Linked DNA regions of Homo sapiens: all the other regions are linked to region 1. A link is an interaction called in ENCODE POLR2A ChIA-PET data of the cell type or tissue named here. Cell type or tissue: CD4-positive, alpha-beta T cell. All regions are shown on one strand.

What was found. ChIA-PET counts read pairs that join two places held together with the same protein. Peaks named below come from ENCODE experiments on the same cell type or tissue, not always from the same donor. Only the 100,000 strongest peaks of a DNase experiment are listed, where the experiment ranks them.
Region 2: POLR2A ChIA-PET joins it to region 1 with 12 read pairs; 4 of 35 experiments call an interaction of 5 or more read pairs at or near these places.
Region 3: POLR2A ChIA-PET joins it to region 1 with 13 read pairs; 6 of 35 experiments call an interaction of 5 or more read pairs at or near these places.

Annotation. Positions count from the first base shown.
Region 1 is chr14:65,924,682-65,932,681 of GRCh38, forward strand. No RefSeq gene overlaps it. Among named protein-coding and RNA genes, the nearest start is that of LINC02290, 180 kb to the right of the region's middle. RefSeq lists an enhancer at 4,317-4,854. In CD4-positive, alpha-beta T cell, CTCF peaks have their summits at 3,497 and 3,697; a DNase peak (open chromatin) is centred at 3,430; H3K4me3 peaks cover 502 bases; H3K27ac peaks cover 3,733 bases.
Region 2 is chr14:65,820,616-65,828,615 of GRCh38, forward strand. No RefSeq gene overlaps it. Among named protein-coding and RNA genes, the nearest start is that of LINC02290, 290 kb to the right of the region's middle. In CD4-positive, alpha-beta T cell, CTCF peaks have their summits at 4,269 (motif pointing left) and 4,475; a DNase peak (open chromatin) is centred at 4,276.
Region 3 is chr14:65,857,334-65,865,333 of GRCh38, forward strand. No RefSeq gene overlaps it. Among named protein-coding and RNA genes, the nearest start is that of LINC02290, 250 kb to the right of the region's middle. In CD4-positive, alpha-beta T cell, no CTCF peak of the experiment used is centred here; a DNase peak (open chromatin) is centred at 3,818.

The DNA of each region.
Region 1 (8,000 bases):
AGTAGCTGGGACTACAGGTGCACGCCACCATGCCTGGCTAATTTTTTGTGTTTTTCATAGAGATGGTGTTTCACCGTGATAGCCAGGATGGTCTCGATCTCCTGACCTCGTGATCCGCCCACCTCAGCCTCCCAAAGTGCTGGGATTATAGGCATGAGCCACTGCACCCAGCCACCTACTTCCTTTGATAGTGTTACCGGGGGTCCTTGCTCACAGAGCTCCCAAGATGGTGGCGAGCATCTTCCAAGATGGTGGCGGGCCACTTCCAAGATGGTGGCAAGCCTTGTGTTCTCTGACTTGGGGTTCTTGGCCTCATGGATTCCAAGGAATGGAATCTTGGGCCATGCAGTGAGTGTTATAGCTCTATTAGAAGCCGTGGGTCACGGAAGAGAACCGTGGAAGCCAGTGACTAGTGTTCAGCTCGATTAGGATGGACCCGGGCACTTAGCCGTGCAGGGACAATAGCAAGCCTTTAGCCCTATCAGGAGCGGCAATGGGCACCTCGCTGAATCAGGAGCACAGCGGACACCCTGCCGGATCCGGAGGGTTGGGAGTCAGCGGCAGGTCTGTGATGGTGGCAAACAGCAGTGGTGGACAGCGAGTGAACTCGAGCTGTAACAAACATGGACCAGAAGAGTGCAGTTGCAAGATTTAATAGCGTGAAATAGAGTGAAAACAGAGCTCCCATAAAAGAGGAGGGGACCCAAAGGGGGTTGCCGTTGCCAGCTCAAATGCCTGGGTTTATATCCCGATCCTTGTCCCTTCCACTGTGCTCTCGGGCAGCAGATGATTGGCTATTTCTTTACCTCCTGTTTTTGCCTAATTATCATTTTAGTGAGCTCTCCTTACTATCTGATTGGTTGCGTGTGAGCTAAGTTGCAAGCCCCGTGTTTAAAGGTGTAAGTGGTCACCCTCCCAGCTAGGCTTAGGGATTCTTAGTTGGCCTAGGAAATCCAGCTAGTCCTGTCTCTCAATAGGGCTATAACACTGGTCTTATTTGCACAGTCTCATTAAGCTGGTAGAATGGGGGGTCACAAACCCAGCAGGTCTGATTTGAAGGATTTCTCAGCAAAGCATTCACCATGCCTCAGTTTCTCCTTTATAAGATGGTAATGCCACTTCTCACCACTCATCACTTTCCATACATACTGGAAGCACTATAAAGAAGAGGCTTATAATATCACTCTTACCAACTAAGAAGCTTAAAATCTCTTTCAAGATGCTTTTCATCTGCTTTCCTTTTCTCAACATATTCTTGGAAGAGATAAACTTCTCTCTCACTTAACTTCTGTGTTTTCTAGAACTAATGAACTAATTTCCATTCATTCCAAAGACATCTTTGTATATACAAGATATGGGTCATTGGAAGGGAGGAAGAAACTATAACTTAGAGAAAGCTGTTCCCTATTACTTCCTAAATATGAAGATTTATTAGTTAAGTAATGCTAGCTGTTGTAACAGACGAATTCCCAAATATCAGTGGTTTAACACAACGGAAGTTTATTTTTTGCTCACACCTGGTGTTTCATGAGAGGCTTTCCATGATCAGTCTTGCATACACAAAAGAACCTTCTTTAGTGTCTCTACCTGTTAGATCTTCTAATAGGCCAGCACATTGGATAAGAGAGAATGAAGGCTGGAGCAGAAGGTTTATGCAGGTGAGGCTGGAAGTAAGGCACAGCACCTCTTCCTTGCTGAACACACTTTCTGCTGTCCCACTACATGGGGACTTGCTGCGATAGGAGGTATTAAAAATTGTTCTAGGCAGATAGGAAAAGCGGTCCTTGGAAAGTTTTCATCTCTTTTAAAGCAGCTCCAGAAACATTTCTTGTCTAGCAGGAAAGCCCTGGCTCTTAGAGCTGGGCAGGCAATCTTTCATATGCAAATGTTGGCCATTAGAAACTGGGTCCACCCCAACAAGAGGATTCCTGCTGCCTGCCTCCTTCTTCCCCTTGCCCCACATGTTCCTGGCAACATGGCTGCCCCCACATATCCCCACGTGTGTAGAACATTATGGCGCCCTGTATTTGCATATTAAAAGGCTAGGGTGGGAGAGTCAGTTTTTTCAAGGGCTACGTGAATGACATGCCTGGTCAAACCAATCCTCTGAGCCCTATGCAAATCAGATACTGCTTCCTCCAGCCTCTCCATATACCTGGCTGGTTTCTGCGTACTTGGGGTCCCCTCTCTCGCTTTGGAGCCGCCCCCTACCCCCCCCATCTCTGTACAGGGGAGCTGCTGCTTTCTTTCTTTTCCCTTCTTTCTTACCTATTAAACTCTCCAGTCCTTAAAACGACTCCACGTGTGTCCGTGTTATTTTATCTAATTCGACTTGAGACGAAGAACCCTGGTGTTCTTCCACTCATGGAGTTGCATCATTGCTATGGCAAAGTCTGGCTTTCATGCACAGGCTTCCTCTTTTGCCAGCACAAGGGCTGGGAGGGCTTGTAAAACCCCAACAACCTCAATGTTTGTTGCTCATTTAGACCAGAACTTCAAGTCTTAGCTGGGTGGAGTTAGTAAGATCCACAATTACTGATGAAGCTCCTTATCTCCACAAGAGAATCCTGGCTAAAGAGGATGCAGGGTCTCCGGCCAAGCACAGAGACCCCATCCTAGATTTCATTTCTCTGTTGATAAAGTGATCATTAGGATCTGTGAGTTTGGAGAGACACCTTCTTCAGTGAGCCACAATAATTCCTCCTGAAAACTGATCAGTGACATCTTTGCCAGCCAGAAGTACCTTCTGTAAAACTGAGGGAAAGGAGCCCCAAGTAACCCTCAGCTCTTTGAGTCCTCAAAGACCATCCCCCTACAGGACCTTGGCCCCAGATATTTCATATCAGATCAGCTTTTCCTCCCCGCAGGATTCTCTCTAATCATCTCTCACCACCCAAGGCAGTGTCAGCTCAGGCAAAGCAAACTAATTTTAATCTAAGGACAAGTAAAAATATAATTAAGAAGGTAAATCTATTTCCCAAATAGCATACAGTTCTCTGTTGACTATGCATTTTTTAAAGTATCTGTAAAGACAAAAGACATTCATTCATCAATACAGATACAGCTGCTCATTTGTTTGTGGAGTTTGCAATTAAATACAATTGCTTGTTTTTAAGAACCCAGCTTCTGCTGCCCAGTGAGATCTATTTTGGAGGGCAAGAGAGGAAAGAAGAATTCTAACTCAAACAGAGGGAGTTTGCAGAGGGAAACAAAACCCTGCGCAGGCACAGAATTCCTTTTAAATAGGAATGTTCATGAGAAAGACCTAGGATCTAAATTTTCCCCCAGGGTGGGGCTGCTTTTCGCTTGATGTTATCTCAGCACCTTCACTTCACTGATGAGGCCAACAGATCAAGATGAATAAGCTTTCTCAGTTGCCGTGTTATTTAAACCCACAAGCAGGCCCCTGCCCCTTCCTGGAAGGCTGCGGTGTAACACCTTAGCTGTCGCCTGGCGCGCTGCTGTATAAACACACCAGGCTCCAGATCCTTTATTTCAGCAGGTGATTCACAATGAAGGAGCGGGAGGCTGGGTCCCCAGAGCACGGAGTCCTTGCCTGTCCACCCCCCTTTTCTGGAGGGCGGGAAGCTCTTTAGTATGCCCTACTTAGCTCCAAATACAAAGAAGGCCACTCTGTTTCCAAGAAGCCATTCAGTCATAATAGATATGGTTAGAATGATAGCCCAGAGGCTGTGGGTTAGGAAAACACATTTATTAGAGAAGGATCCCGTTCACAATAATTAAGTGACACAAATGAATGCAAGTTAATGAAATCTCAGTGGGATTGAATGTGCTCAATCACGGCCCCCACCCCCTGCCCTGGGCAGCAGTAGTAGAGCATGAAGACTCAGGAAGCACAATGGGACCCCATTCTTTGGTCCTGAAATTCTCCCCATCTCCTCCCAATGCTGATCTGAGAGGTAGACCTCTCAAACTCTCCTGGAAGGTGAATCCTGAAGGAGAGGGGTGCAAGGACCTGGATTGCTGCATTCTGTCCCCTTCTGGCGTGATTCTTGGATGGTCTTTCTACACTTCAGCCTCAGGGTTTGCCAGATCCAGAATCCTCCCCAGGATATTTTGAAGAACACGAAGTGATTTTTAAAAAAGGCATTGAAACGAAAATAAAAAGCACTGAGGATGACTGCAATAATACACAATTTTATCATCCATCCATCCTTCCATCCATCCATTCAACAAAAACTTATTGGATATCTCCCTATATCAGGCACTGGGGTTATAGCAGTCAATGATAATAATAATGATGGTGATGATAACAGCAATAAGAATAATAGAACTAACAGTTGCTCCTGATGTTTTCCAGGCACTGTTCTAAGTGCTTCACCTACATGCCACTCATTCATCCTCACAACAACCCAATACTACCCAGGACAAGTAAACAAGGCACAGACCCTTTTGGGAAAGAGCATGTAGCCCACAGGTGAGGCAAGACCTCTGCAGGGAGAAAGCCAGGAGCTGAGCGCATGTGGGAGCCCTAGCCCTCTGGAAGGCTTTGAAGGCCTCTGGAGGGAGTGGCACCAGCTGAGCTGAGGCAGGAGGAGGAATGGCCTGGAGCCCAGGAGAGTGCTTAGAGGGGACTGCAGAGACCATAGTCCCTCTGGCTGGAGTTTAGGGTAGTGGTAAGAGATGCTGCGGGGTGGAGAAGAGGCTGGGAAAGACTTCCTAAAGGAGGCGACAAGTGACCTAAATGATGTGTAGAGTTGGCCAGGCAAAGGGTTTGGGGCTGGGGAGGCTGAGAGCCCTGGGGGGTCGAAAGGGAGCTGGACCACAGGGTGCTCAGCCAATGGGTCCCATCAGGTGGTGGGGTCAAGAGAAGTGGCTGGGGGGTGGGAACACGCCCACCACACAGCTTTGAAGCTGCACGCAGGAAGCTGGATGTGATTCTGGAGAGCACTCTGGCTGCAGCGTGGATCATAAATCCCAGAGGGCTAAAGGGGCAGCGATGGTGGGGATGCGACTCCTAGGAGTCTGGGTGACTGTTGAGGGCCAGGGTGGTGGGAAGGAGGCAAAAGGGAGATGATGTGTGGGATAACCAGAAAGCAGGGCGGGGAGAGAATGGGGTCCAGGGCGACTTCTAGGAACCCAACAGATCTGCAGAGCGGTGGCAGGCACACCATTGTGAGGTCTGCAGCCTTCCTCTCTGAGTTCAGGTCACACTTCCCTGACTTCCCTTTACTTACAGGGGGAGGGCTTCTTCACCAAAGGGAAATGACTGCTGCCGTGGGCTGCTCTGCTCCTTCCCTGCTCCTTCCCTGCTGTCCCCCAACTCCAACTATACCCCACTGCCCACCTTGGTCCTTGGAGTCCAGCACATACCATTGGTAGGTGTCCACATAACTCTATAGCCACAGGGGGGCCACTTTCAGATATACATTCTACATGGCCAGGCTGGGGCTATGGCCCAGGTGGCTTCCTTAGGGCCCATTTGGCCGGGCTCAGTGTCTGAGCTTTATGCGCATGCTTCCAGATCTTCTCTGACATCAAGCCATGTCATCTGTGGGCTTTTCCTTCTATAAGAGATTCTTAATCTGGGGTCACAGGTTCCTTCAGGATCTAGGGAGTCCAGGGTCACCCTGGGATTATATCTAGAGTTTTATGTGAATGTGAGGGGTTTTTGGGGAGAATGTTTATAGCTATCAGATGCTCTGAGGGATTTGTGATCCCCAAAAACTTAAGACCCATTGTTTTGGGCTCTGATTTTCAAGGTTAAAATTTTCCTGGCTAATTTTCCTTCTTATTCTCACCATCACCTCCCAATGCTAAAGCCCCTGGATAGCGTTCACCTCATCTCTTCACAGTATTTCCAGGAATTCAAAATCAGCATTTGCCTTTTAAAGCCTGTCTCCATTTTGCCCTGAAAAGCCTCCACTATTCTGCATTATGTATTTTTAAATGCTTGGGTGGGCACAGTGGCTCATGACTGTAATCCCAGCATTTTGGGAGGTCCAGGTAGGGGAATCACTTGAGCTGAAGAGTTCGAGACCAACTTGGGCAAAATGCAAGACCCTGTCTTTATCAAAACTACAAAAAATTAGCCAGGTCTGGTGGCATGCACCTGGGGACCCGACTACTCGGGACACTGAGGTCAGAGGATTGCTTAAGTCTGAAAGGTGGAGGTTGCAGTGAGCCAAGATCATGCCACAACACCCTAGCCTGGTGACAGAGTTGAGACCTCATCTCAAAAATAAATAAATACTCATTCTGCATATTTATATTTTATTGTATTAATAGAAAAAATTCTTATTATGGGTCCTTCTTCCTGCAGATCTCCATCACTTTTGAAGAGAGGCAAGCTTGCCATGCTCTTGCCTGATTTCAGGCCTTCTGACTTGGTAGACCCTTGGGAATGACAGCGGCTAACATTGGCTGGGAGCTTGTTAAAAGTCAGGCATTATGCTAAGAACTTGTATTATCTCATTTAAAACCCTTAACAATGCCATGAAATAGACATTACTGTTATCCCAATTTTAAAATAAGAAAACGGGGCATAGAGAGTATAGCAGGAAGGACGTGGCCGACCCAGAACTGGAACTCAGGTGGCAGAGTTCCAGAGCCTCATGTTAGCCTCCCACCAATCCACTGATTCACTTCATCTGTTCATTATTGGAGACGGTCACTGTCTAGCTTGCTCCCTAGCCTGGAATCAATAACTTGGAGTCAACATCATCTGAAGTCAGATCCTAACCCCTCTCACTGATGTCCCTTTTGGACAAGAGTTGTTCCACAGAGGAAGTGGTAGCTTTTGAATGATAGGAATACTGTAGCCAACATCAGTATCTCTTGTCCAGAGGTGATTTGAATGGCCAAGGAAGGTTCTGCTACTTCTCAAATAGTTTCCTAACCTAGAATTTCCTAGTATCTGAAATTCCAGCATTAGAGATTAACTCCTTTGGATTGGTTTTGTCCTACCCCACCCCACCCCACCCCAACATACACTTGAGTCTCTTAAAAAGTAGGAATCACCTGGGCATATGAATCATGGAGGCCCGTCCACTATGGCATTAGCCCTGAACGATTTTGAAATTAGAGGATGTTCAAAGAGGGAGGCAAATATGTAAAAGGATACTATTGAAGGTGTTGCCAAGGACCAGCCCTGCCTCTGCACCATATTGGAAGGAGTTTCATGGACTAGGCTCATCACGGGATCTTCTGATACTAACTCCTTAGTGCCTTGGCTTGTGCTTCTGCAGCTGAGAGAGACTGAGGAAGGACCAGCCAGGACTGTCCAAGGCTCTTGGGGAGGAAGTTCTCTTGCCTTTCTCCTTTGTGAGGTTGGGGAGCAAGTGACCTGTCAGCTCTGGGAAGTCAGCCAGTGGCCTGACATTACCTGACATTAGAAAGATCAGCTCTGGCTTCTGAGAAAGGTGATCCTATGGTTATCACAGGGGCAACATTACCCCCGGGGGGTTGCAATGCAAGTGCATGTAACTAATGGTGTAAGGACAGATAGAACCCCAAGACACTTCCCCTGGGCACCAGTGTCAAACAGCAGCTTCTCCTTTTTTCCTGTGGGAGCATCTGGACTTTCATATGTAAGAGGCTTTAGTATGGGCTGCATTGTGTCCTTCCCCACCACCACCAGATTCATATGTCCTTATAATAGAAGGAAATGTGGGCCGGGTATGGTGGCTCATGCCTGTAATCCCAGAACTTTGGGAGGCCGAGGCGGGCAGATCACTTGACGTCAGGAGTTTGAGACTAGCCTGGTCAACATGGTGAAGCCTCATCTCTACAAAAAATACAAAAATTAGCCGGGTGTGGTTGCGCATACCTATAGTCCCAGCTACTCAGGAGGCTGAGGCATGAGAATTGCTTGAACCTGGGAGGCGAAGGTTGCAGTGAGCCAGGATTGCGCCACTGCACTCCAGCCTGGGCGACACAGCAAGACTCCATCTCAAAAATAAGTAAATAAATAAATAATAAAAGGAGATTTGGACACCAGAGAGACACCAGGGGTGTGCAGTCACAGAGGGAGACCATGT
Region 2 (8,000 bases), 100 kb before region 1:
ATGAGATGCTGGAGTCGGAGGAGGTGGGAAGGGAGGGGACAGCACCCCTCCTCTGTGTTTGTGGAAAGGGGTGGAGTTTCCACTGTAAAGAGGAGGGCTGGGTGGGGCACCTGAAGGAGAGGGGCTGCATGAAAACGGTAGAGACTGAGAAGGGGAGAGAGATGGAGATCTGGGGAAAGGAAGCTTTGTTTGAAGGCTCAAGCTTAGGAAGCCTCTCCTTTCTAAGTTAAAGTAATAGTCATTCTGCTTTCTCATGGCCTGCTGCTCTCAGAGATTATAGTATGCTCTGGGCTTGACCTGGGAAAGGTCCAGTAGCCAGAAAGTACTCTGGGAAGGGACCACAGTGCTTCTGAACCACCTTGCAGTGGCTCTAGCCAAGAAGGGACTGGAGGCAGCCCTCTTCACCTCATAAGGGCTCTGGGGGCCTGCTGTGGCACAGAGGACACCTCCAAGAGTGGGGCGTGGCAGAGCTGCAACACTGACACGAGGGATTTAGGAAGGTGCTCCATTTGGGAGGGCATTTCAGAGAGAAAGCCACACTTAACCTTGAGTTATATGCAGTGCAGTATGAGCTTACCAGGCGAATTCAAACCCCTCACCTTGTGTAGGATATACCAGGAGAAGTTGACCATGGAGGTGCTATGCAAACCTGTGTCTTTTCTCATGTAAATTTTAAAGAAAATCAGTCATTCCTCAAGAAAGAAGGCAGGTGTGGGGCCCACATGGTGTGGTAGGGTGGTGGATGGACTCAGCTAAGCCTGCTGCTCCTGGGCCACGGTGAGAAACCAGCTGTGGTGACTGGGTGGGTTAGGCGCCTTCCCACAGCCTGCTGCTCAGGTGGTGCAGGGCAGCTACGGGCTGGTAGTGACGCCCTGGATATGAAATCCGTGAGTGTGTGCGGGAACTGTGGCTGACCATCCTAAGGAGGTGCTGCAGGGAGGGAAAGCACCGGGGACAGAGCCATAAAGGAGGGAACGTGGATTGGAGGAGCCAGGAGCAAGGGAGGTTTATAGCTCAAGGCGGCAGATGCACTGGCCCCAATGAACAGCAGCTCAGAAGCAGCGCAGATAAACAGGCATGGCTAGGCCCTAGGCAGGGGATACTGCATTTACTTTTGCATAAATTCATGAAGTAGTTATATGCTTTTGACTGGAAACAATAGGAGGCCCAGTGAAAACAAAGAGACTTAGCAATCCAGGCTTTTTAGGATTGGATGCTTGCTTGAGATGCCTAAGCACATAGAAGACACTCGGATGCCCCTGGGGTCAAAGTGTCTACTGGATGTAGACTTACAAGGGCCACGGCAATGGAGGATGGTGGGGGAAGTGATCCCCGGGAAAAGTCAGCTGCGGGTACACCTGCCCTCCCTCTCACCACACCAGGCACCTTCTTCAAGTTTGAGTCCCTAAGTAATTTCTTAAATCCGACCTAACCAAAATCCAGTCCCCATGCAATCCAGACATTTGAACACTCAGTGCTGCAGAGCTCTGTCCTTACTTCTTTTGTCCATCTCTACCCACTGCCCTGGAGACCTTGGTGATCTTTTCTGGTCTCACAGTTTTGATTACCTTCTATTTGCTGAGGACTCCCAAGTTCCATCTTCAGGCTGGATCTACTCAGCAACCTCACTAGATGTCCACTGGATTTCTCAAACTTGACACATCCAATGGAAACCTCTGATCTTTTCCCAGAACCCCCACATGACTTGCGGCTGTCTCCATTTCAGCTGATGGCCACTGTGTGACCTGGTGGTCAGTCATCCTTGATTCCTCTTTCTCACACCCGTATCTGACACGTCGGCACGCCCTGCTGATGCTTCCTTCAACATCTCACTTGGGCTCCCAGCACTTCTCATCACCTCCACTGCTCCATTCCTGGTCCACATTGTCATCAGCCGCTACGTAAATATGGCGATGGCCTCCTAACTGTGTTCTCTATTTCCCCCTTTGCCCCTTGCAGGCTAATCTCAACACAGGTGCTGGAGTGGTCCGATTAAAGTATAAATCAGGTCATGGCGCTCAAACCCTCTGCTCAAAACCCTCCAATGGTTCCCCATTTCACTCAAAGTAAAACCCAAAGTCCTCACAATGGCATTACATGCTCTGCCTATTTTGGCTATGATGACTTCTCTGACCTCGCCTTCTTGTATGACTCCTGTCATTCCCTCTGTTCCAGCTACGTTCCTGTCTTCCCACATACTGTGGCCCCCTCAGGGCCCATGTGCTGGCTGCTCCTCTGGCTAGAATGCGTCTTCCCTACATATCTGCATGGCTCTCTCCCTCACGCTTTAAAAATCTTTGCTGAAACATCATATTTTTAGCCAGGCCCACCCTGACCACCCTAGAGGGCAAACAGATTTTCCCTGATCCCTAATCCTTCTTATCCTCTTTACCTTACTATATATTTTCCACAGCAGTTTCCACCAGTATCTAACATACCCAATCATGTATTTATTTCATACATTTAGGCTCTTTTTCCTCACAGGGACATAAGCTCCATAAGAGCAGAGGTTTTTGTCTGACTTGTCTAGTGGTGTAGCTCTAGTATTTAAAACAGTGCCAATAGGAGCTTAATACATATTGTTGAATGAAATATTCCCCTTAAGTTGGAATTCCTTGGGGGGAAAGGAGCTCTAGGGATCTCACCGAAGCGCTTTCTGATGCATCTCATGTTTCTACTTGCTAGCCCTTCTTTCAGTATGGTTGCTTTCCATTTAATCTTTGGGCAGCCATGGCATCTGAGATTCTAAGTACCCTCCTCACAGCCTCGCCTGTTTTCTCTGCTTTCCAGATGAGGTTGTGCTGATCTGGTGAACTGCCCTTTGGAGCTCACCTTAGCCAGGTCATACCGCCACTCTGGGAACCCTGGAATGTTATTTGTTAGTACGGGCTTTCTGGGCCTCCTGGGTCCCTTACCCAAGCCCTGACCTGAGAGTCCGTGAAACTGAATCCCTCCTGTCTCTGAGTGGGACTCCGGGTGCACATTCCTAGTTCTCCTAGAGTGTGGCTCTGCTTTTTTTTTCCCCTCTGAGCCAGAAGCTTGGAAACAGAGAGGTAACGAAATGGATGAGAAATAGGGAGTACATTTGAGGACACTTAAATACAACCAGGCAAGAAAGTTAAAGAATTTCTTCAAGGCTGGGGATGAAAATTGCTGTGTGTTCATTTAATGAAAATGACATAGAAGAGCCAGTGTTCAGACAAAAAATAATTCAGAGATTCTAAAAGTTAGAATTTATCAGTATGCTGAGAAGTCTTTAAAATTCTAATAAGCTTTCAACATTTGTGCCGTTTGCTGGGCTTAAAGAAACACAAGGAACAAAGAACAAGAATTTCCTCTTAGGTAGGACGATGATGTCTAATGCATCTATTTCCCTTGCTACATTCTATTTCCATTTCATTCTGAGATCCTGCTAAATTCGGAAGGTTGCCCTTGGGTTTTCAACACTGCAGGGGATGATTTAAATCTAAATAATAATAAAAAGCCACTGCTTTTATTGTACTTTTATTTTATAAGTTGATGGAAACATTTCATATACACATTAAGTTTTGTAACCCAATCTTGGTACTTGCTGGGTCCCGGAGGGGCTGTTTCACTACTTGGGACTTCCCTTGTGTTTGCATTATCCCTCCAAGGCAGAAGGAGAAAATGCTTTCACTGAAGCCAGAATAGTGTTTTATTTGAAATAATTCTCATTTAAGGCAAGGCACACACATTCCAAGTGCACATACATGCACACACAGTCTCTCTTATATGGGCTGCATCATAAAATCACAGAGTTTTGGAATTGAAGGGACCTTAGAGATCATCTGTTCTAACACCAGCATGTTACCTATGAGGAAGCTTCTGCCAGACAGGTTAAGTACCTCATCCAAGGTCACAGGCATGTAGTGAAAGAGACCAGGCTACAATTCAGATTCCCTGACTCAAGTCTAATTTTCTTTCTGCTACACCATATTGACTCCAAAATAAGATAATGTATATGAAATCACTTTGAAAACTGAAATGTATTACACAGGTATTCAGTGTGGAGAAGGAGAATTACAATGAGCTTGCTTTCTTCAGAGGTGAGCATGACTTGCTCAGGTCTCTTCCCGGATAAAGTAAGTTCATGGTGTGTGAATCATGAACCGTATTTCTAATTAGGTTTCTGGGTATGGCCTCCAGAAAATGAGCATCAAAGGGGTCAAACCAAAACACAGTCTTCATTCAAGTCCAGCTCGTGTATAGCTCTACTTTTTCTTCCTTCTCACCCTCTCTGTCTGCCTCCCTCTAGTGTCCACCTTTAGTTATTGCATGTGTGCCCCGCAGAAAGGCTGCATGCAGACTACTATCCACCATGTTCACCATTATTTGTTCAAATTACCCCCCTATTTCTTGATATCAGTAGCTGTCATCACGACCAAATTAGGATGCTTTTTATATCAACAGGAATAAATGACTAATATAAAGACCTGGATATTAAGAAAAGTATTTAAAATCGTTTTGTGATTGGAATGATAACACATTCAAAGTTTGGTAATTAAATTGTCTTTAATAGACTTAAATCACATAAGAAGCCCTTATAATTAATTGAAATGTTTTAATTACAAACATAATTATTTTTAAGGTAGAAGGCCTATTAAATTAACTAACACATGATTCATTAAAAAAATTACTGCTTTACATGGAATGCTGTCAATTACTAAATATTATTGCAAATTACTTGAAGGATTAAAATTTTATTTTGGTACTATTAATAGATTAATGTATTAAATCATATAGTGATTATAAATAATATTTAATTAGTCCTATGTTGCCTTCTTTAATATATAGACATATCTATATATCTATATTTATCCCTCAGTCATTGTAACGTGTTCCCTTGAAAGAAACATGTCTAACTTCATATTCTAACTAGGATCCTTGTTAATGTGTAAAATATTGACAAGAACACTCACAACTCATTGGTAGGAGATTCTTTGGTAGCGTTGCCTAAATGCTCTGGATCAAGTAGAACAAATTGGCTGCTAACAAAGCCTGTAAACTATGGATCCCATTTCCTGATCTTAAAAGATCCATTCAAAAGTCTGAACGACATTTACAAGTAAGAGCCTTCCACCATGTTCCCAGCTCTTTTCAGCCTGTGACAAATAGGTCAACGTGCACAGTGAGAAGGGGAACTGTGCATTGTTCTCCTGCCTCATTTCTTGAGTTGGCTGTACCTCCTGCCTTGATCCTTCACCTGTCCCTCCACACTCCTCATTGTCTAGAGATGCACACATGATGCCAAGCACACCCGTGCACACGCACGGGCACACATGCACTCTGAAGGCCAAAAGGCAAGAAGTCATTCAGTTGGATGGCTGTAGCTGGGTCTCAGAGGAGACGGTGTGCAGCTGGAAGCGCCATGCTTGCTGGTTTACTTGCTGCTCAGCAATATGGAGTGCTTTGCCAACAGACTCCTACTGCTTCTTCCCCTCTTGAGGAGAAACTGTCAAACAACACGAGGATAAAAATTAAGCTACAAATAAAAATGTTTACAGCTTTCAATAGAAAGTCAATCCTATTTTAACACTCCAAAAGTATTCTCCAAAAAGTTCAATGACACAAATTGCGAGGGTGATTTATTGCCGGGTGAATGAAATGACCAGATGCCCGCAATCTGAATGGGGCTTTTCAGGGATGCTTTCGGGAGGAGTTTCACTGGACCTCTGAGGTAGGAAGTTGGGGGTGAGTATTGTTTCCACTGCCTATACTTTTTCCTTTACCTTCTTCTGGCGACAGACCTCTCCTTCCTCCCTGTTGGGTGCATGTGTGACCCAGAAGAGACCAGTCACAGCTGCTCTTCCCCAGCCACAGGGGTGAGTCCAGGGACAGACACAAAGCAAGGCAGAGTCCTTCCCCGAAACTGTGCTTTCTTCATGAGTCTATAAGGGCGCAAGTCCAGATCTCTGGTAGCGAAGGAAGCAGTCTTTTAAGGATGTGCAGACCAAGGGAAGAGGCAGGAGTGGCTGCCTAAGAAAGAATGCCCCAGTGCCACCGTCCCCAGGGCCAGTTGCACCCATATTCTTTCTTTGCAGCTTAGGATTCTCTCCCCTTTTTGGCATAAGTTAACTTGAATAGAGTTGCTGTTACTTGCAAGTGAAAGAACCTTAAATAATACAGAAATGACTCCAAGATTTAGGTCAGAAGACACATTAGTGAGGCAGCAGTTGCAAGTGACAAAATTCCGTCTTCAATTAGTTTAAGCATAAAAAATAAAGGATTGGCTTGAGGAACAGAAATGTTCAGGAAAGCCTTCAATTTAGGTTTCCCTGATTCAAGCACTCAGACGATATCTTCAGGATCCCACTGAAGGCGTTCTGGAAATGCCAGCCCCAAATATGCCACTGTGGTGTGCTGATGACTTTGAAGTCAGGGGACTTGGGAAACAGTGATGCAGGCAGAGACTTTCTCTGAGCCCCTTTATCTGCCTAAAGACGGATCCTCCGAAAGGAACTCAATTGTCATGAATCCCCTCCTGGGAATCTTCTCAACTGGGGAAGATTAACTCAGCTCACAGGAAAGAAGAATAGAGGTTGGCACCAGCCCAGGCAGATTGTCACCTCTGCTCCTGAGACAATATTTGTTACCGGAGAGACTTTTATCTGCATAACAAGACAGCCTTTATTCGCACAAATTTCCTCCCCTCACGCTCCCATAACTTGTGTCCCCACCACCCCCCAAAGCCCCAAGCCCCTATTCCTTTCTGTAGCTCAGGATGCTGCATAAGCTTCAATCACTTGGCCCGTCTTCAAGGTTTATTCTGCAGGACTGCCATGCATATGTATATAATTAAACGTGGCTTTTCTCCTGTTACGCTGTCTTATGTCAATTTAATTCATAGCCTAGCCGATGAACCTAGAAGAGTAGAAAGAAACCACTTTTCGCTCCCCTGCACCACTTTTTCTCCAACCCTCTGCTCCGTCTGTCTTCCCCAGTGTTAGTTTTCTTCCCAGGGTGGCTCTCTGGCTTTCTCTGCACATGGTAAATATCTGCCACGTTGCACCCCGCCCCACCTGAGGAACTTCGCGCTTGCAAGGTTCTTAGTTCCCACAAAGCAGAAGGAAAATTCCCCTCCCTCCCCTGACACCCACATCACCCCCAAAGTGAACCAATCACTGAGTCCAGAGGTGTGGGTGCTCCACTTGGTCAGACATGCTCTGGGCCTGACCTGGAGGTGGAGCTACTTTCTCACTGCACAAGCAGGATTTTTGCCATAGAAATGGGAAAAGGATGACCCCCACTGACCCCCACCTCTTTGGGAGAAGATAAAACTTGTGGTAAAGGGAAGATTGAACATAGAATACAAGGAACAGGCAAAGCAGATCAGAAACTATGAAGCAGCAACAGAGGCGGCCGGAAGATAACATGTCAGGCATGCAACCCACTGGCTGCTGAGACACCGGACATCCACAGAGCGTCTGCTGTGCGCGCAGGGCAGCACCAAAACACTGCACGTTTTGGTTGCTGAGCCATCTCCTGAAAGGGAATCAGTGCAGGCAGCTGGCAAAGCAGTTCAAGGTGGTCAAGGGGCGGATGGCAAAGAGGAGGACAAGGTGAACAGCACCAACCAGCCATCCTACATCTGCTCAGCTGGGGTGGCGGCATCCTCCTGGGCACATAGGATGTGAAATCTGCTGGTGGCGTTTTGTTTTTCTCTCCCTTTTGTTTGTTTAATTGACAAGAGTATGTTTCTCTTTCTCTTGGCTTGACTATCGTGAGAAAGGAGGGCGGGCTCAATTAGCTGTAGATGCCTTTCCTGGAGGCCTAGGAGCTGTTTAAAAAGGCACAGGTGTGTGGTGGCTACACGGTATCACCTGGGATTTACTCCCATAAATGGGTCAGGTGTAAAAGAACGGCCGTTAATTAATGCTGATGAGCTGAAGATGCATTGCTTACCCTGACTGCTCAGCATGGAATGTGTGAGTTAATTCCAGGAAATCTAATTACTGAAGTTTCTAGTTTGCCTCTCCCTT
Region 3 (8,000 bases), 67 kb before region 1:
TGTGTCTCTGCCAGGCTTTGGTATCAGGATGATGCTGGCCTCATAAAATGAGTTAGGGAGGATTCCCTCTTTTTCTATTGATTGGAATAGTTTCAGAAGGAATGGTACCAGTTCCTCCTTGTACCTCTGGTAGAATTCGACTGTGAATCCATCTGGTCCTGGACTCTTTTTGGTTGGTAAGCTATTGATTATTGCCACAATTTCAGCTCCTGTTATCGGTCTATTCAGAGATTCAACTTCTTCCTGGTTTAGTCTTGGGAGAGTGTATGTGTCCAGGAATTTATCCATTTCTTCTAGATTTTCTAGTTTATTTGTATAGAGGTGTTTGTAGTAATCTCTGATGGTAGTTTGTATTTCTGTGGGATCGGTGGTGGTATCCCCTTTATCATTTTTTATTGCGTCTATTTGATTCTTCTCTTTTTCTTGATTAGTCTTGCTAGTGGTCTATCAATTGTGTTGATTGTTTCAAAAAACCAGCTCCTGGATTCATTAATTTTTTGAAGGGTTTTTTGTGTCCCTATTTCCTTCAGTTCTGCTCTGATTTTAGTTATTTCTTGCCTTCTGCTAGCTTTTGAATGTGTTTGCTCTTGCTTTTCTAGTGCTTTTAATTGTGATGTTAGGGTGTCAATTTTAGATCTTTCCTGCTTTCTCTTGTGGGCATTTAGTGCTATAAATTTCCCTCTACACACTGCTTTGAATGTGTCCCAGAGATTCTAGTATGTTGTGTCTTTGTTCTCGTTGGTTTCAAAGAACATCTTTATTTCTGCCTTCATTTTGTTATGTACCCAGTAGTCATTCAGGAGCAGTTTGTTCAGTTTCCATGTAGTTGAGTGGTTTTGAGTGAGTTTCTTAATCCTGAGTTCCAGTTTGATTGCACTGTGGTCTGAGAGATAGTTTGTTATAATTTCTGTTCTTTTACATTTGCTGAGGAGAGCTTTACTTCCAAGTATGTGGTCAATTTTGGAATAGGTGTGGTGTGGTGCTGAAAAAAATGTATATTCTGTTGATTTGGGGTGGAGAGTTCTGTAGATGTCTATTAGGTCCGCTTGGTGCAGAGCTGAGTTCAATTCCTGGGTATCCTTGTTAACTTTCTGTCTCGTTGATCTGTCTAATGTTGACAGTGGGGTGTTAAAGTCTCCCATTATTAATGTGTGGGAGTCTAAGTCTCTTTGTAGGTCACTCAGGACTTGCTTTATGAATCTGGGTGCTACTGTATTGGGTGCATATATATTTAGGATAGTTAGCTCTTCTTGTTGTATTGATCCCTTTACCATTATGTAATGGCCTTCTTTGTCTCTTTTGAACTTTGTTGGTTTAAAGTCTGTTTCATCAGAGACTAGGATTGCAACCCCTGCCTTTTTTTGTTTTCCATTTGCTTGGTAGATCTTCCTCCATCCTTTTATTTTGAGCCTATGTGTGTCTCTGCACATGAGATGGGTTTCCTGAATACAGCACACTGATGGTTCTTGACTCTTCATCCAATTTGCCAGTCTGTGTCTTTTAATTGGAGCATTTAGCCCATTTACATTTAAAGTTAATATTGTTATGTGTGAATTTGATCCTGTCATTATGATGTTAGCTTGTTATTTTGCTCGTTAGTTGATGCAGTTTCTTCCTAGTCTCAATGGTCTTTACATTTTGTCATGATTTTGCAGCAGCTGGTATCGGTTGTTCCTTTCCATGTTTAGTGCTTCCTTCAGGAGCTCTTTTAGGGCAGGCCTGGTGGTGACAAAATCTCTCAGCATTTGCTTGTCTGTAAAGGATTTTATTTCTCCTTCACTTATGAAGCTTATTTTGGCTGGATATGAAATTCTGGGTTGAAAATTCTTTTCTTTAAGAATGTTGAATATTGGCCCCCACTCTCTTCTAGCTTGTAGAGTTTCTGCCGAGAGATCCGCTGTTAGTCCGATGGGCTTCCCTTTGTGGGTAACCCGACCTTTCTCTCTGGCTGCCCTTAACATTTTTTCCTTCCTTTCAACTTTGGTGAGTCTGACAATTATGTGTCTTGGAGTTGCTCTTCTCGAGGAGTATCTTTGTGGTGTTCTCTGTATTTCCTGAATCTGAATGTTGGCCTGCCTTGCTAGATTGGGGAAGTTCTCCTGGATAATATCCTGCAGAGTGTTTTCCAACTTGGTTCCACTCTCCCCGTCACTTTCAGGTACACCAATCAGATGCAGATTTGGTCTTTTCACATAGTCCCATATTTCTTGGAAGCTTTGTTCATTTCTTTTTATTCTTTTTTCTCTAAACTTCCCTTCTCGCTTCATTTCATTCATTTCATCTTCCATCACAGATACCCTTTCTTCCAGTGGATTGCATTGGCTCCTGAGGCTTCTGCATTCTTCACGTAGTTCTCGAGTCTTGGCTTTCAGCTCCATCAGCTCCTTTAAGCACTTCTCTGTATTGGTTATTCTAGTTATACATTCGTCTAAATTTTTTTCAAAGTTTTTAACTTCTTTGCCTTTGGTTTGAATTTCCTCCTGTAGCTCGTAGTTTGATCATCTGAAGCCTTCTTCTCTCAACTCGTCAAAGTCATTCTCCATCCAGCTTTGTTCCATTGCTGGTGAGGAACTGTGTTCCTTTGGAGGAGGAGAGGTGCTCTGCTTTTTAGAGTTTCCAGTTTTTCTGCTCTGTTTTTTCCCCATCTTTGTGGTTTTATCTACTTTTGGTCTTTGATGATGGTGATATACAGATGGGTTTTTGGTGTGGATGTCCTTTCTGTTTGTTAGTTTTCCTTCTAACAGACAGGACCCTCAGCTGCAGGTCTGTTGGAGTTTGCTAGAGGTCCACTCCAGACCCTGTTTGCCTGGGTATCAGCAGCGGTGTTTGCAGAACAGCGGTTTTTCGTGAACTGCGAATGCTGCTGTCTGATCATTCCTCTGGAAGTTTTGTCTCAGAGGAGTACCCGGCCGTGTGAAGTGTCAGTCTGCTCCTACTGGGGGGTGCCTCCAAGATGGCCGAATAGGAACAGCTCCGGTCTACAGCTCCCAGTGTGAGCGATGCAGAAGACGGGTGATTTCTGCATTTCCATCTGAGCTTTGAAGAGAGCAGTGGTTCTCCCAACATGCAGCTGGAGATCTGAGAATGGGCAGACTGCCTCCTCAAGTGGGTCCCTGACCCCTGACCCCTGAGCAGACTACAGTGTTTTTTAATGAGAAAGGATAATCTCTGCACTCTCCTCCCAGATAAAATATTCCTTGGGACCAAGTTGGAAAAAGAATGATGGGCCTATCTAATTCAACATAGGAGGTCCTTTGTATGGGGCTGAAAGCAGCTCTCTTTATTAAGGTGATGTGTGATACTATGTATAACCTTGTCTGAGACAATTAAGAGCCTAAAGTAAATGGAGTGGCTCTTGCTCAGTTGACTGCTGGCTCAATAAGGATCTGCCAAGTTTGTGTAACTTAAACTACAATAAGAAAACCCTGGGACTAGAATAAGGACAGAATAGTCCCATTGTGCCCTCCTCTAAACAGATCACTTCTGGAGTGGTCTCTTCCAGGCTCTTGAAGTGCCACTGATGTTACAACTTGGAGAAATAATACCCAAACATGTATGTATGTATATATATATGTTTTTACCATGCTCTAGGGCTCTCAAAGCGGATACATTTATTAACTCCCTGAGCCTCACAATAAACCCAGGATTTCATATTATCCCCATATTGCAGATGAAAAAAACTGAGGCTCAGAGAGGATAAAAAACTGAGGCCAGGAGGTGGAAGTTCTAGAACTTAAACACAAGCTCTCTGGCACCAGGACTGGTGTTTTTTCCACTCTACCATGCTGCTTCTCTGCACCGCAAAAAGCTCAGAGGCAGGTGGCCAGGGCTGAGGCTTCAGGAAGCCACATCCTGGAGGGAGCTTTTGAAGAAACTGGAGATGCTTGGCCTGAAAAAGAGGTTCTTTAGAGGGCCCCCGATAGCTGTTGTCAAATATTTGAAACCTGTCATATGGAAGAGGGAGGAGATTTCTTTGTAACTCCTGAGGGCAGAATTAGGACTAATCGATTGGAATTATGCATGAAGCCAGAGGGTGAATGCAAAACCATGTCTGAAAGGAGTGAGAAGTGTTGGAGCTGCAGAACTATGTCCATACACGTCATCAAAGCAATGGCTGAGAGCAACAGGAGGGCCTCTCTTTTTTATGTTCTAAGAGCTTAACTGACTTTGTACCTCTGAGTCCCTTCACAGAAGTTTTGTGTTCTTATACGATGATGATAATTTCTAAGAAGCCATTGGACACAATGGAATCAGCAGATTCCCAGCACCCAGCCAGAGAGCTGATAGAAGAGGAGCTTGAAGAAGCAACAGTCGGAGGCCAGAGAATTCTGGCAAGATGGTGGGGATGATGGCCACACAGGTTTTGGATCTTCCTAAATCCCCACCTAAAAACAGAGATACTAAGTAGCAACACCAAAATCCTGGCCATGGACAGGAAGGAAAGAGCCTTCCAAGCATCTAGGCAGGTGGGAGGGAGGCCACTGGCGTGCGTGCGCGCGTGCGCGCGCGCACACACACACACACACACACACACACAGACACACACACACACACACACACACGCTGATTTTCATCAGTCTGCAGCCCAAGCCGGCTCAGTTTTGATTTCCCTCCTGGTAGTTTTCTTGCTCTGGGGCCCTGTGCTGGAGGGGAACCCTGGCTGGTCAGTTTCAAAAGTTCATAGTTCAGAGCCGACCACAGATCCGTTACACGCTCCTCCCAGTAGCAGCTGCTGGTCTCAGGCCTGCAGCGCTTCCCATCTGTTGGTGTTTGGAGTTCTCCTGTGCTGGGTCTGTAGCTGCCCAAGACTTCCCTCTACTCCCTCACAGATAGTGAGGGCGCTCAGGGCTTAGTTGGTGGTTTATCCTGACCTGCTTGTATTTGGGGTTCATGGGGATACCCCATCAGCTAGTTTGTGATAAATGTTGTTCATGGCCAGGTTTTTTGGTGTTGCTACTTAGTATCTCTGTTTTTAGGTGGGGATTTAGGAAGATCCAAAACCTGTGTGGCCATCATCCCCACCATCTTGCCAGAATTCTCTGGCCTCCGACTGTTGCTTCTTCAAGCTCCTCTTCTATCAGCTCTCTGGCTGGGTGCTGGGAATCTGCTGATTCCATTGTGTCCAATGGCTTCTTAGAAATTATCATCAGCGTATAAGAATACAATACTTCTGCGAAGGGGCTCAGAGGTACAAAGTAACTTAAGCTCTTAGAACATAAAAAAGAGAATAATGAAAAAGATTTACAAACAGATATAAAGAGGTGTTTTTCCCCAGTGAGTTGTGATCCTGGGCCTGGCAAGATAGGCTGTTTATCCACATTTTGCATTCTTCACCCCAGTAGAGAGCAATTCTCACAGTTGGGTGTCCGGCTCAGTAATCTGTCGCTTTTGCCTGACTAAAGTCACATCATTGATTGATGCCAAATCTTGCTCAATTAAAGGTTCATTTTTCTTTTGGCTGTTGGCAAATGCAACATTGATTATGGGTTATTAGCATCCACCCCCTCAGATTTCGAATGCACTGGGAGCGTTTGCCTGCATACCAACCACAGCAGCAGCACCTAGGGCCTGGAGCCACCTTTCTAATCTGGGCCCAAGGACACCTGCCAGTGTGTCTGACTGTAGGGAAGGGATTTGCTCAGTCAGGTCCTTCCTGGGAAGATTAAAAGGAAAAAAAGGATCTTTTCCCAATCTCCTTCCCATTCCCAGCCCCCTACCCCCACCTCCAAGCCAAGAGAAATGGTGATATTTTGTGATAACATCTGGGCTCTTTTTACTTGTTGGTTCATTCATTCATTCATTCATTTATTCATCCATTATGTATTTTTGAGTGCTGGCCTGTAGGGGAAATGAGAAAAGCACAGAGTCTATGGAGAGATGAGACTGAGTCTCATAAGCCCTGTGTGAAAATAACCTCCTTATTGCAGGAGTACCTAAGCAGATTGTGGAAACTGAGCCTGCCGCTGTGGCCACACCTTCCCATCACGCCCCTTCCTCTGCAGTTCTCTGAGGAGACAGCAGCCAGCAGCCCCGTCTAATCAGACATTTCTGTCTAAAAAAATAATGCTCCAATAGCCTTTCAGTTCTCACTTCCCATCTTCCACCTTGGAATTTCCCTATGGACAGCATGTCCTCCAGCCCCTCCATTCACCCCTCAAGGCCTTGAGGCAAGCCTCATTGATGCCAAGGCTTTCCAGGAGGGACAGCAGCTTCTCTTCCTTGCAGGGCTGAGGCCTCTGCAAGGAGCCCTCTGGTGGGATGGAGTCCATGTCCCCGAGGCCATCCCTCTAGAGTTTCCTTTGCGTTCTTGCCTCTGCTCCTGATGGGACCCACAGGTCTCTACTGTTACCCAGTACCTTGGTTTCCTTGGGCTGCTGGAACAAATTGCCATAAACTTAGTGGCTTAAAATAATGCAAATTTATTATCTTACAGTTCTGGAGGTCAGATGTCTTACTGGTCTAAAATCAAGGTGTTGGCAGGGCTGTGTTCCTTCTGGAAGCTGTAGAGGAGATTTTGTTTCCTCACCTCTTCCAGTTCCTAGAGGCTTCCTGCATTCCTTGGCTTGTGTCCTCCTGCTCTGTCTTCAAAGCCAGTAGTGTAGGATCATCTCTCCAGTGTAGGATCATCTCTCCTCTCTGAGCTCTGCTTCGTCATCCTGTTTTCCGACTTTGACTCTTGCTCCCACCTCTTGAGAGGACCCTGTGATGACACTAGACACACCTGGGTAATACAGGATCATCTCCCCATCTAAATCACATCTGCAAAGACCCTTTTGCTATATAAGGTAATATTCACAGGTTCTGGGGATTAGGACATGAACATCATTTGGGGGCTATTACCGTATCTGCCACACCCAGCCCTCATTATCCTGACCAAGGCAGGGAGAAAGCCTCAACTCACCTCAGCTGAGACAAGCCTGACATTTGTCAAAATGATAATACCTATGAGAGTTAACATGTGAGTGTCTGCTTCAAAATCTCAGGCCCTAGAAGAGCTTTAGATACACGTTCTCATTTAATTCCTCCTCAACATCTCAGGTAGTTGAGGAGACTGAGGCATGAGAGGTTAAACAGCTTACTCAATGGAATCAAACCAGAGAGCGTCAGAAGCAAGCAGCACATGGCTTCCCTGGAAAGGAAGGTCGCCTGGGAAGCTAGCGGAGCAGAGAGATAAAGACTTATTCCCAACTATTGCCTGCAACAGCAGAACTTTAAGTATTTTATATGAAAGGCAGGGGATAAAACTTCTCAAACGCCTTTGTGGCCAGTGTCAATTAAGCACTATCATTCTAGGAGGTTGCTAATCAGACATTTCTGTAGAAAAAAATAATGCTGCTGAAGTAAGCACGACTTCTCTATGAGCTACAGAATAACTGTCAAGCTTGTTAGTGGAAATTCTTGCCCCTCCTTTTCCTCGGTGGTTTGTTCAAGACTCTGCTGCAAAAAATGCCTCAAGTGCTTTTTCTAGCCACAGTCCCCAGACGGGTCTCTCATCTCCTTGCTTACTTTTAGTGGCAATGTGGATCTTCAGGAGTCTAATTTTCCTTTTGGAGGAGAGCTAGCAAATCTTCAGAAGAACTCTGCAGTTCTATAATCCTTCTGACTGCTGGGTGAAATATGGGCCTGGAGACAGATTTCGCAGGAATGAAAAGGTCTCACAGCTACTTGCCCTAAAGAATGTGAGCCCATGGAGAATCCAGGAAATGAAAATAAAATGCCCAGTTTTGATATAAGGCCAACAAGACAAATCTTGTGCATGGTTCAGTGTTAAATAATGTCCTTAATCCTCAGCCCTTGGGACCCGGTGTCTCCACTGAATGTCGATCAGCTTGGGTCAGAGTCTTTGCCGTGGCTGGACTGGCATTCAGGGCTGTTTGCAGGCACAGTAAATATTTGTCCTGTCAGACAGCATCTGGCTGCTCACATGTCTTGTTTAAGAGATAAATGTCAGGAACTTCTCTCTTTCTCTCTCTCTTTTTGGTGTGAATTACAAGGAGGTA